Linked DNA regions of Mus musculus: region 1 is linked to region 2. The links are chromatin loops, found by intact Hi-C in ENCODE. Cell type or tissue: heart. All regions are shown on one strand. Each heading gives the region's core, and the rest is flanking DNA. Links, peaks and the distances in the headings are about the cores only.

What was found. A loop is a pair of places that touch in the nucleus more often than their neighbours do. Peaks named below come from ENCODE experiments on the same cell type or tissue, not always from the same donor. Only the 100,000 strongest peaks of a DNase experiment are listed, where the experiment ranks them.
Region 1: it touches region 2 in a loop (2.0-fold over the local background); 4 of 42 quality-filtered maps call a loop at or near these places.

What each region holds. Positions count from the first base shown.
Region 1 is chr5:139,250,534-139,253,033 of GRCm38, reverse strand. Get4 (golgi to ER traffic protein 4) reads right to left here and starts at 710. Exons shown (of 9, transcript NM_026269.2): 1 at 415-710. The coding sequence starts at 569. In heart, for the core only: a CTCF peak has its summit at 1,076 (motif pointing right); DNase peaks (open chromatin) are centred at 353, 743 and 1,543; H3K4me3 peaks cover 1,510 bases; H3K27ac peaks cover 1,648 bases.
Region 2 is chr5:139,145,624-139,153,253 of GRCm38, reverse strand. It overlaps Dnaaf5 (dynein, axonemal assembly factor 5), which reads right to left and starts at 3,019. Exons shown (of 13, transcript NM_001081265.2): 1 at 2,419-3,019; 2 at 1,587-1,771; 3 at 290-414. The coding sequence starts at 3,007. It also overlaps a transcript of Prkar1b not described here. In heart, for the core only: no CTCF peak of the experiment used is centred there; a DNase peak (open chromatin) is centred at 3,173; H3K4me3 peaks cover 1,990 bases; H3K27ac peaks cover 1,869 bases.

The DNA.
Region 1 (2,500 bases), core at 1-2,500, 100 kb before region 2:
GGAGGCCAGGCGAGGAAGAGGGTGTGATAGAGAAGGAGTGGCGGGAAGAGAGGCCTGTAAGAGGGAGGAGGCCTAAGTGAAGAGGAGAGAGGCTAGTGATAAAACTGAGTCCAGGGAAGGGGAGGCCTGAGAAGAAGTTGGCTGGGGAAGGAGGCCTGGGAAAAGGAAGGAAGGAAGGACGGGGGAAGGGCAGCTCTGAGAGTAAGGCAGGGACTCAGAAAGACGAGGCCGAGAGAGGAGGAGGGGGAACCAGGCAGAGAAGAGGAGGCCCTGCCGAGTAGTACAAGCCCGCCGCCCCCGCTCTGCTCCGCGACAGGCAGCCGCATAAACCAATGAGGGTGCGGGGCGCCGCAGCGCAGCCAATGAGCAACAGCGGAGGTGGGGCCTCGGCGCTAAGCCGCCACCCGCGCCCACCTGAAGAAGAGGGTCCGGTACATCTGGTGCGCCTCGTAGTAGTCGCCCTTCTCGACGCTAGCACGCAGCTTGCCCTCCACGCGCTGGACGCCGCCGCGGTTGCGGGCGCCGTTGCGGGCGCCCTCCTGCTCTGCCATCGCCGCCGCCGCCGCCATGGGCCGGCGTTCCGCGCAGAGCTGACGCTGTCGCAGGCGCGGTCGGCGGCGCCTCCCGGCTTCCGTCCCTGCGGCCGCCGCACTCCTTCTACGGTGGCCGCGAGGAGCCGTGCGAGGGCGGGCGCGCCGCGGGCCGCACGTGATCGAGGCGGAGCCTGCCGGGATCGCGGGAGCCGCGCGAGGACACGCCCCTGAGGGGGGGTCTGAGAAGGACCCTGAGAACACAGGCCAGGAAAAGCCGACGGGGTGGGGCTCTCAGACTATCGCGGGAACTTGTTTGTAGTCTTGCGAGAGTGGGCGGGACCGAGGTCTTGGGCGGGACTACACGCTGAGCTGTCCCCAGCTTAGTGTCATCACTGCACAATGTAATCAGCCACGTAGGCTGCGCAAGTAAACTGAGGCAGAAGACTCAGCGATGAGGCGTCTTATTCGCGCGCCCCCTGAAGTTACCCTTAGCGCATGGATGAACCAGACACATTTTAGAAGCTTTGACCTGTCTCACACCTGCCCGGGGAGTGCCCCTCCAGGTGGCAGTCATCCTTAGTGACATCTGGGACAGGGCAGTATGCTCAGGCTAGAACCTGTAATGTCTCCAAGAAGACCTGGCTGTGGTTGGAGCAGGTGACAGCAGAGAAGGGAGGAAGGTCATGATTAATTGGGGGAGGATGGGAGGTGCTGGCCAGGGTCAGAGTTGTCCTCTGACAGCATCCAAAACTCAGGTTACAAAACCCTACACATATCCTTAAATAATGAGTTTGGATGCTGGAGATGAAGTTCAGGGCGTTCATTTCTGTCAGCTACACACTCTCAGCCTTCCATTTACTCTGGCCCTTGAACTTGTGACTCTCCTGCCTCAACTTACCTACTTTTTATGCCTGCACCCGGGCCAGCTGGACTAGCATTTTCTGCACCACACCCATGTGCAAGCAGAAAGCATGGTAACAGATTAAGGAGTCTGTAAACATGATCTCTTGCTGTGGGGTCCGCTTAAATCCAACCTAAAACCAACATAACTCAAGACACCAGGTCAACGCAGGTAATCAAGCCGCTATTGGTCAGGGCCGCAGAGCAGATGAAGCTGAAGTAAAACCCTGAGGGAATACTGTACAGCCTAAAGGATGAAAATATAGAGAAAGGGGGAGGTGGGTGGGCAGGCTGTAGCACTGTCTAATCATAATCCGTCGTAAGGGGTTGGACAAGGGCGTTCCCACTGTATCAGGATAGGTTGGTTCCTAGGCCTGGAAACATAAACATTAGTTTGACCCTGCCAGCAAGATGAAGTTGTCCTCGAGATGTCTGGACTCAAGACAACTATTTCCTTACAACAGAAGCTGTTCAAAGTAAGCTATTGGGAAGTCCCTAGCTCCCCTAGGGCCTGGGAGCTTGGTTTCTTGATATGATTAAATGGAGCCTGAAAACAAGATGGTAGTACTTAGAATAAATGTCTTTTGCTGGTTCCCAACACTCTGACAGTACCGTGCTCACCCTTCTGTGAAGAGGGATGATGCTCTGTGGGCACTACCACATAAGGAAGGACCACTTGGATACAGCATTCTACCTGATGATCCAGACACCTAGTAACAAAGGGGCAAGTGATTCATGCTGCATGAGTGTCCGACCAGGGGATGACTTGTCTGGATGGGACAGTGTAGTACAGTTTGTCATAAATTCTTTTTGGAACTTTTTCCCCTCCTAGATAGGGCCTATTATATTGCTCTGTTTGAGTGTTCTGCAACTTGCTATGTAGAACAGTCTAGTCTTGAACTTACAGTGGTCCACCTGCCTTTGCCTCCTGAGTGCTGGGATTAAAGGTGAGCACTACCCTCCTGGCTGGAATTCTCTCAAGATGTTTAGCAGGTCCTCAAGAGAGCAAAGCCCTAGTAACAGGCTTCTCTTTAAAACAGAAACAGCTAGGGGCTGGAAAGATGGCT
Region 2 (7,630 bases), core at 2,153-4,652:
GGGAGAAGGGGGAGGTAACACACAACACTTGGCAGGAGTGGCCTTCAGACCAGCTCTGACTACATGGTGACAACACCAGCAGGGGCCTGATGTCCACCTATTGGCCCAACTGAAATACTAAAAAGGTCCAACAGGGTCTTAATGATGGGAAACAGGTCATATGACACAGGACCACATAACACATGGAATAAGGGGATGGGCAGATTTTTTGGGCAACTCTGGAGCAAAGCTCTTGTTCCAAATCAGGCAGGGGACACCACGCCAGCCACCTGCCCAGCGGGACACTTACCGGATCTCAGGCATTTCATCACTGAAGCTGCTGAGCAGCAGTGGGGTGAGCTTGTGTAGGAAGGAGTAGCGGTCCCGGAGATTCAGCAGCCATCCCCCGACCACCGAGGTCACTGCCTGCCGGACCTGCCGCAAGAGAATAGAGAAGCGTCACTCATGAGTCCCTGGGAAGGGTGGCTCAGAGTCCTGCTGTGGGGATGTTAGTCCTGAAACAGGGGTGGGCACAGCAGCCCCCACCCCCGACAAATGAGAGAATCACTGCTGATGCAGAACTTCCTAACACCCACTAGCTCTGTCCTCTGTGGATTCACTGTCCCCTGGCAATATACCGTGTTTGCAGCCTTCTTTGTCACCATGATACCTGGGTGTTTTATGGGTTGTAGTGATGATAGATGCACCTTGTATGACATTTGACAGGACTCTATGACAATTCTATAGCAAGCAAACAGAGATATGCATGGGGAACTGCTTACTGGCTGGGACGATGATAACTGGGTACAGGCAACAAATGTACCAACATTGTGGCTGTAATTCACAAGGCTGTGTGTGGTGCAGAGGACGGACTCTAGCACCTCGTACATGCTGAGCGAGTGCCCTACGTCTGAGCTACAACCCCAACCTGGAGACGATTAACTCAATTCACGAGTTTGAGGTGAGTGGGTGAACCACGCACATGTGAATGATGATGTGATGTGATAGAGAGGTATACAAACAAGATAGAAAGATGGGCTGCGAGCCTATAGCAGGATGGGGCAGGACATGCAGGCTGGGCACCTGCACAAGTGACGCAAGTGCGGAAGCAGGAGGGTCCTGATACACTCAGGCCAACACGGTCATCAAAGGGAGGGGACACAACTTGTTACTGTGTGGAGGGTCTGACTGTGATGGAGACAGCTTTCGGTTTTTCTGGAGCATGCTGCCCGCTTCTCCTCCTCCCACCTAGCCAGGGTCATGTGCTCCCCCTTCACTTGTTTCCTCCCTTGGAGACAGAGCCTGCCTACCACCAGTCCTTTCTCTTTAGGGGACATTACCATAAGCCACAACAGTCTAAGGTCTGAGACAGGCCTGTGCTCTGAAAGCCAGTGAGTGCTCTGTCTACATCTGGAGGGCTCCTGTCTGCCCCCCACCAGCATGGAGACCACCCCAGCACCGGACTTCCACTTCCGTTCTGTCCTTCCCGGCAAGGCCCTAAGCACTAGGCCCTGCACTGAAATTCTCTCAGTGGATGAGCACATGAGGACACTTCTATTAACAGAAGCACATGGTTTCAGGACTGTCAAGCAGAAAACTCCCAGTACCTGAGGGACGTCATCGAAGAGTCTTTGAGCAAAGTGGGAAAGGACATCATCCACCGAGTTCCCACTGCCAAACTGGATCACAGTGCCCGTGGCTTCGATAACGGCTACCCGGACCTTCCAGTGCTGGTGGGAGATGGTCTGCATCAGGGGGCCTATCAAGGACTCCGATTGCATGTGGAAGTGCTCTGTGGGATTAGGGAGGCTGCTGGTTATGCGATACAGCTGCATGGGGCCCTGTTCTGTGGCTACCATCAAACCTTCCTCTGGCCTCTGCTAGCCTCAGCTCCCACTTTTTCTCTCCAATGGTGCTGGGAGCTGCTTATGCTCCAGGCATCCGGAGGGATATATACACCTATTTCACAAAGTTGGCTCCCCCCTACCCCCGGGAAGACTTTAAACACTAGGTAGGGCCTCTTAACTTTTCCAAACTCTAGTCTAGAAGGAAAAAAGGGAAAAAGCCCTGATCAAGCAGGGCTGTAGATAGAGGGTAGAAATAAACGAGAAGCAGCCTCCCTTCATCCAGGAAGTTAGTGACCCGTGTCAGAGACAGAGAAGACACTGGAGTAAAGAAACTGAGTTGAGTTGTCCTTTCCCACATGAGTCCCATAACCCAGCATAAAAATGATCATGAAATGGGTGTGACACAGGTCTGAGAGTCTAGCACTTTAGGCTGAAGTAGAAGCAGCGTTATGTTTGACACCAGCCAGGGCTACATGGTGAGATCTCTTGTCTCGTGCCCCCTCCCATCGGAAATGACCTTACGAAGGAACCAGCCCACTTTAGTTCAGTTTCTGGACATCTAGGTAACCAGGGAAGCGGATAGGACGCTCACCCGGAGTGGCACGGGCCAGAGCGGCTGCGCACTCGCAGCCCTCCCGGCGCACCGCAGCGAAGGGGTCGAGCAGCGCGGCCCGCAAGGCGCGCACGGCGTCGTCCAGGTGGGGCGCGAGCGCGGCGCCGCCCAGGTCTACGGCGAGGTGGAGCAGCTGCACGAGGGCGAGACGCAGCTCCTCGCAGGGCTCCGGCGGCGGCCGCGCGAGTTCAGGTCGGGCCAGGCGTGCGCTGAGCGCCGGCAGCAGACGCGGCAGAGCGTCGCGGGGCCGCGCGGCGCGGCGCAGGCCAAGGTCGAGCAGGTGAGCGGCCAGCGCGCGGCAGCCCTCGGCCGGATCGCTTAGAAGCCGCAGCAGGCGCGGCAGCAGCAGACGGGCCCAGGGGCCCTGGAAGGCCGCGGAATCCGCGCCGGGCCGCACCGCCTCTTCCAGTACCTGCTCCAGAGCCTCCAGAGCGCGCCGCCGCCCCAGCTTACTTTCCGTCTCCAGCCCCGGTAGCAGGCGGCTTAGCGCGCGGGTCAGTTCCGCGGCTTCAGCCGCCTCGGTTAAGCCCGGGGCCGCGGCCACCTCCGCCTCCGCCGGCGCCGCCATCTTGAGCGCGTTGCCTGTCTCCAAGGGAACCGGCGCTAGTACGATGGTCCGAGCACGCTTTACGGCAAGACTTCCGGCTGCCTGGGTTGCTCGAGGCTGAGTGTGCGCCCCTTAGGAGTGATGCTGGGGGAGGGGCAGGGAGTAAGGGAGAGGCGGGGCCAGGGAAGTGGGCGGGCAAAGGGCTTAGAGGGCGGAGTGACGGGCAGGAGGACGAGAGAGGCTAAGAGAAGCAAGTGTAATTGGCTAGGTCCGGGAGTCTGGGGTGGGGCGCGAACCTTGAGGGCGAGGCAGAAGACAGCAAGCTCGGCAAGGGCCTTGGGCGAAAGAGGTAGTGGGCGGTACGAGGGGGTTGGTAGGCGGGACACGGGCCTCTTGGGTAGGGGCTTAGTGTAAAGAGAGGGGAATAAGGGATAATGGGAGGGGAAAGAACCAAATAGGCGGGGTGTGGACTTCGGGAGCATTGCAGGAGGTGGCAGGCGGAGCCCTGGTTTTGTGGGCGGGGCGAAGAATAAGGGTCTACGGGAAGGAGGCGGGGCAAGGAGTAGTGGGTTGGATGGGGGGGTAGGTGGGCGGGGCATGGGCCGCGCAGCTGGCTGACAAGTTTCAATAATAGGTGGGGTGCAGGTTTGGGGAAGGGACATAAAGCTCGAGGGAGGGGTGGGGGTCTGAGTAAGGTGAAGCGTGAGGATTGAGGTGCCTGAGACAAGGGCTGACAGGTGGGACGCAGGCCTTAGGGCGTGGCAAATGGCTAGGGGCGAGGCCAAGAGTGGGGCTGTCCTGTGCCTGAGTCTGGAACTTGGCCTGAGTGGCCAAGCTTCTGCAAGCCTGCACCTTCAGGTTCCTTTCCTCAGGGGCAGCTTAAGCTGAGGTTCTTTCTAATGGTGTAGATATGGCTGATCCTTACTGGGTTCCTCAGAGGTCATGAAGAAGTCAAGTGTGAATCTGCCACACGGTCTGACCTCAGTTTAGACATGAGGTATGCTCGATGGCTGGAAGTGTTTTTTTAGGGGGTCAGAGATGGTATTGTCAGTGGTCAGGACCCCCCACTGGGCACTTCCTAGGCCTGACTCAGTGCTGCATGACTTGGGCATCCAAACGAGTCACATCTGAGAACAGGCTTATAATGTTAGGGGTTGGGTTTTGTAACAAATTTGGCCTTTTTTTGTTGTTGACATTAGTTTTGTGGGAAATTGGTGTGAACCCTTAGGTGTTTTGAATGTGGCGTGGAAGCTTTAGGGGAACCATGTAAAATTGCTTAGGGTGGCAAAAGAGTTGTGAAGAGAGGTGACTGGCCAAGCAAAGGCTTGGTGTTAGAGGTGTCATGGACTCGTATGTCAAAGTCTTAAGCCTAGTCCATCAGAGTGTGAGTGTCTGGAGGTAGGATCTTTGCAGATGTCAAGATTGAGATATTGGGGCTAGCTGCTATCCTCATAAGGGGAATTTGGCATAGATGTGCAAGCCGTGAAAAGGCTTTGTGAATGTTAGGTGGGCAGACGGCAAGCCCAGGGAAGCAGCCCTTCCAACTTCATCTTAGCCCAGCATCCCAGTATGTGAGGGTTGTGGCCGGCCGTGGCAGCTGAAGCTGACGGTGCTTGTCTGTGGCCAGGGGACCTCTTAGGGGAAGGAGAAGTGTCTTGTAGGGAACAAGGGGATGTGCAGGACAGCCAGGATAGCCTTTGTCTCTCTGCAGGGAGCCAAGGAAGATGCTTTACGTGGAACACTGAAAGCTAAGTCTGCACTTTTAAGGATGCCTGTGGCTGCTGTGAAGGTTGGGATGGGCCAGCAGGGATGGCCTGTAGGTCCTGTGAGCAGTAATGAGTTTGCCTTTCCTGTTCCCTCCATCTAAATACAGCTCAATACCCCACAAGCAACACCCAGTAGGAAAAGGACTTGAGAGTTGAAAATAACTACACTGGCCCGGAACTCAGAACTTGGGCTATGTTTCCTTTTTCTTTGATTTCTGAGCCAGGGCCCCAGAGAGGCCAACACGATGGCCAAGAGATACAGGGCAAGTCTTCTGGGAATCCCCTCTCTCTGGCCAGTGGCAGGAGAGACCTAGAACAATGCCAGGCAGAGACTTTAACCCGTGTTCCAGTCCACAGTCTGTCCCCAGTGTCAGTATCAGCACCTGTAGGCTCACCTGACCCTGCCTGCACATGGGGTGCCAGCGGGGACCACATAGGTAGTTTTGTGAAGTTGTCTGTCAGCAAGAGACCCACATCCTCAGTAGGATGGACCCCAGAGATGCCTTCATAACTCTGCAGATGACACCAGCAGGGACCGAGGAGCCCCACCAGTGCCAGAAAATCAAACAGACCAGGAGAGCAAAGTGGAGATGCCAGAGACAAAGCCAGCATTGGAACAAGAGGCCACAGCGGCAGGCCAGATTGCACATGTGACATACACACACTGGCATTAGCAGCTAGCTGCCTGCTAACGTAGAAGAACCAGGAGTCTCCAAACAGAGTAACCCAAATGTCCAGCGTACATTTGAAAAAACCGCTTATCATTCCAAGAACATTTGCAATGTGAATGCAAAAAGGCTGCTTACTGAAATGGATGCCAAAATGAGCCATCTGCCAAGGACTTGTCGACAACCATGAAAATCGCTTTCAGAAGCAATTAGAAGAAAAAGTGATTACAAACTCATTTAAAATTTAAAAAAAAATTTAGCAAAGAAAAAGAAATTGTAAAGCGCCAAGTTGAAATTATAGAATCTGAGAAAACAACCAGAATAACACTGTCCATCATTAGAAGGATACAGTGGTAGACTGGAGATGACGGAGTGCTAGAACTTTCTTGGAACTGAAGAATAAAGAAAATAGAACAAAGTGTGAGCCTAAGCCAAGTTTGGCGACGTATGCCTGAGCTTGCAGTGCTGAGGAGGCCAAGGCAGGAGGATGGAAGGTTCTGGGCTGAATATGCATCCTGTCTCAAATAAAAATAAAACTCCTGAGTCTCAGAAGTTAGTGGGATAATTTCATCAGCACTCCAGAACATTAAGGCGGAGTTGTGGGGCTAAAAGAAGTAATGGCTATAGATGCCTCCGAGTCAAAGAAAGATGCAGCAGGCTGAGGAAGCCTTGATATGGTAAATCTACCAGCAACCCATACCAAGGTACATCATAGTTAACCTTTCTATTTCCCTCTTATCTATCCTGCCATTGGTGTGCATGAAGCGCGCGCGCACACACACACACACACACACATACACACACACAGAGAGAGAGGGAGAGAGAGAGAGAGAATTGACTCACTCTATAGGCCAGACTGAGCTGGACCTGACTAGCTCACATTGGCTGGCTGCCTCTCTCCTTCCTGAGTGCCGGGATTAAAGGCAGGCACCAGGACACATGACCTTCTCTATATTTTTGAAACAAGGTCTTACACTGTGGACTGTCCTTGAGTTTTAGCCAGTCCTGTTCACTTTCCCAAGTGCTAGGATTATGGACATGAACCATCACACCTGGCTTTAGTTAAACATTTGGCAACTCAAGAAAAGGAAAACCTTGCTTCTCGATGAGAAATGACGCATTGCAGGTAGGAGAGAAGCAGTCTGAACCAGATCTGGCTGCTTCTCTGTGGCTACGGGAGCCAGAAGAAGGGCACAGGGTTCTTCACGCTTGTAAAGAAAACTGTTAACTGTGAATTTTGTCAAGCAAATGCTGCTTCAGGAATGAAGGGGGAATCGGGCATTCTCAGGGACAAAGACAAGCCAGTGGAACATGTTGCTAACAGAACTGTCTGCAAGGGCGTCTAAAGGAAGTTCCCCAAAGCACAGTGGAGACAGGAGAAAACGGATTGCCAGATAACTGGGGAGCACAGCAGAATGGCCAAAGAGTAGCTGCTGGCCACGTGGCAGAATATAATGAGTGTTTTCCCGTTTTGTATACAGAAGTTTAATCCCCATTGTGTTGTACAAAGAGGTGGGATGGTGATGCAGTTGTGACCTGGGAAAGTGATGGGGCTTAGAAAGGTCACCAGGGAGGAGTCCCCATGACTGAACCCTGGTGACTTTATGAGAAGAGGTATATTAGTCACTTGTCTGTTGCTGTGATAAAGCGCCATGACCAAGGCAACTGTCTTAGTTAGGGCTTCCATTGCTGCAAAGAGACACCAAGGCCATGGCTACTCTAATAAAAGACAGCATTTAATTGGGGCTGGCTTACAGTTTCAGAGGTTTACTCCATTGTCGGTCATGACGGGAAGCATGGCTGCACGCAGGCAGACAAGGTGCTGGAGGACTGGAGAGTTCTACATCTTGACCCACAGCCAGCATAAGGGCTTGGTGTGCCACACTGGGTGGAGCTTGAGCATAGGAAACCTCAAAGCCATAGTGACATACTTCCTCCAACTAGGCCACACCTCCTAATGATGCCACTCCCCATGGGCTAAGCATTCACACACATGAGTCTATAGGGGCCATACCTATTCAAACCACCACAGTAACTTAGAGAAGGAAGAGATTATTTTGGCTTATGGTCCCAGAGGGACGAGTCCATCATGGTGAGGAGGCATAGCCACAAATGGCCAGCATGGTGTCAGGAGCAGGGAGCTGAGGGCTCATATGCACAGTCACAAAGCAGAGACCAAGCTGGAAGTAGGCCACGGCTTTTAGATCTCA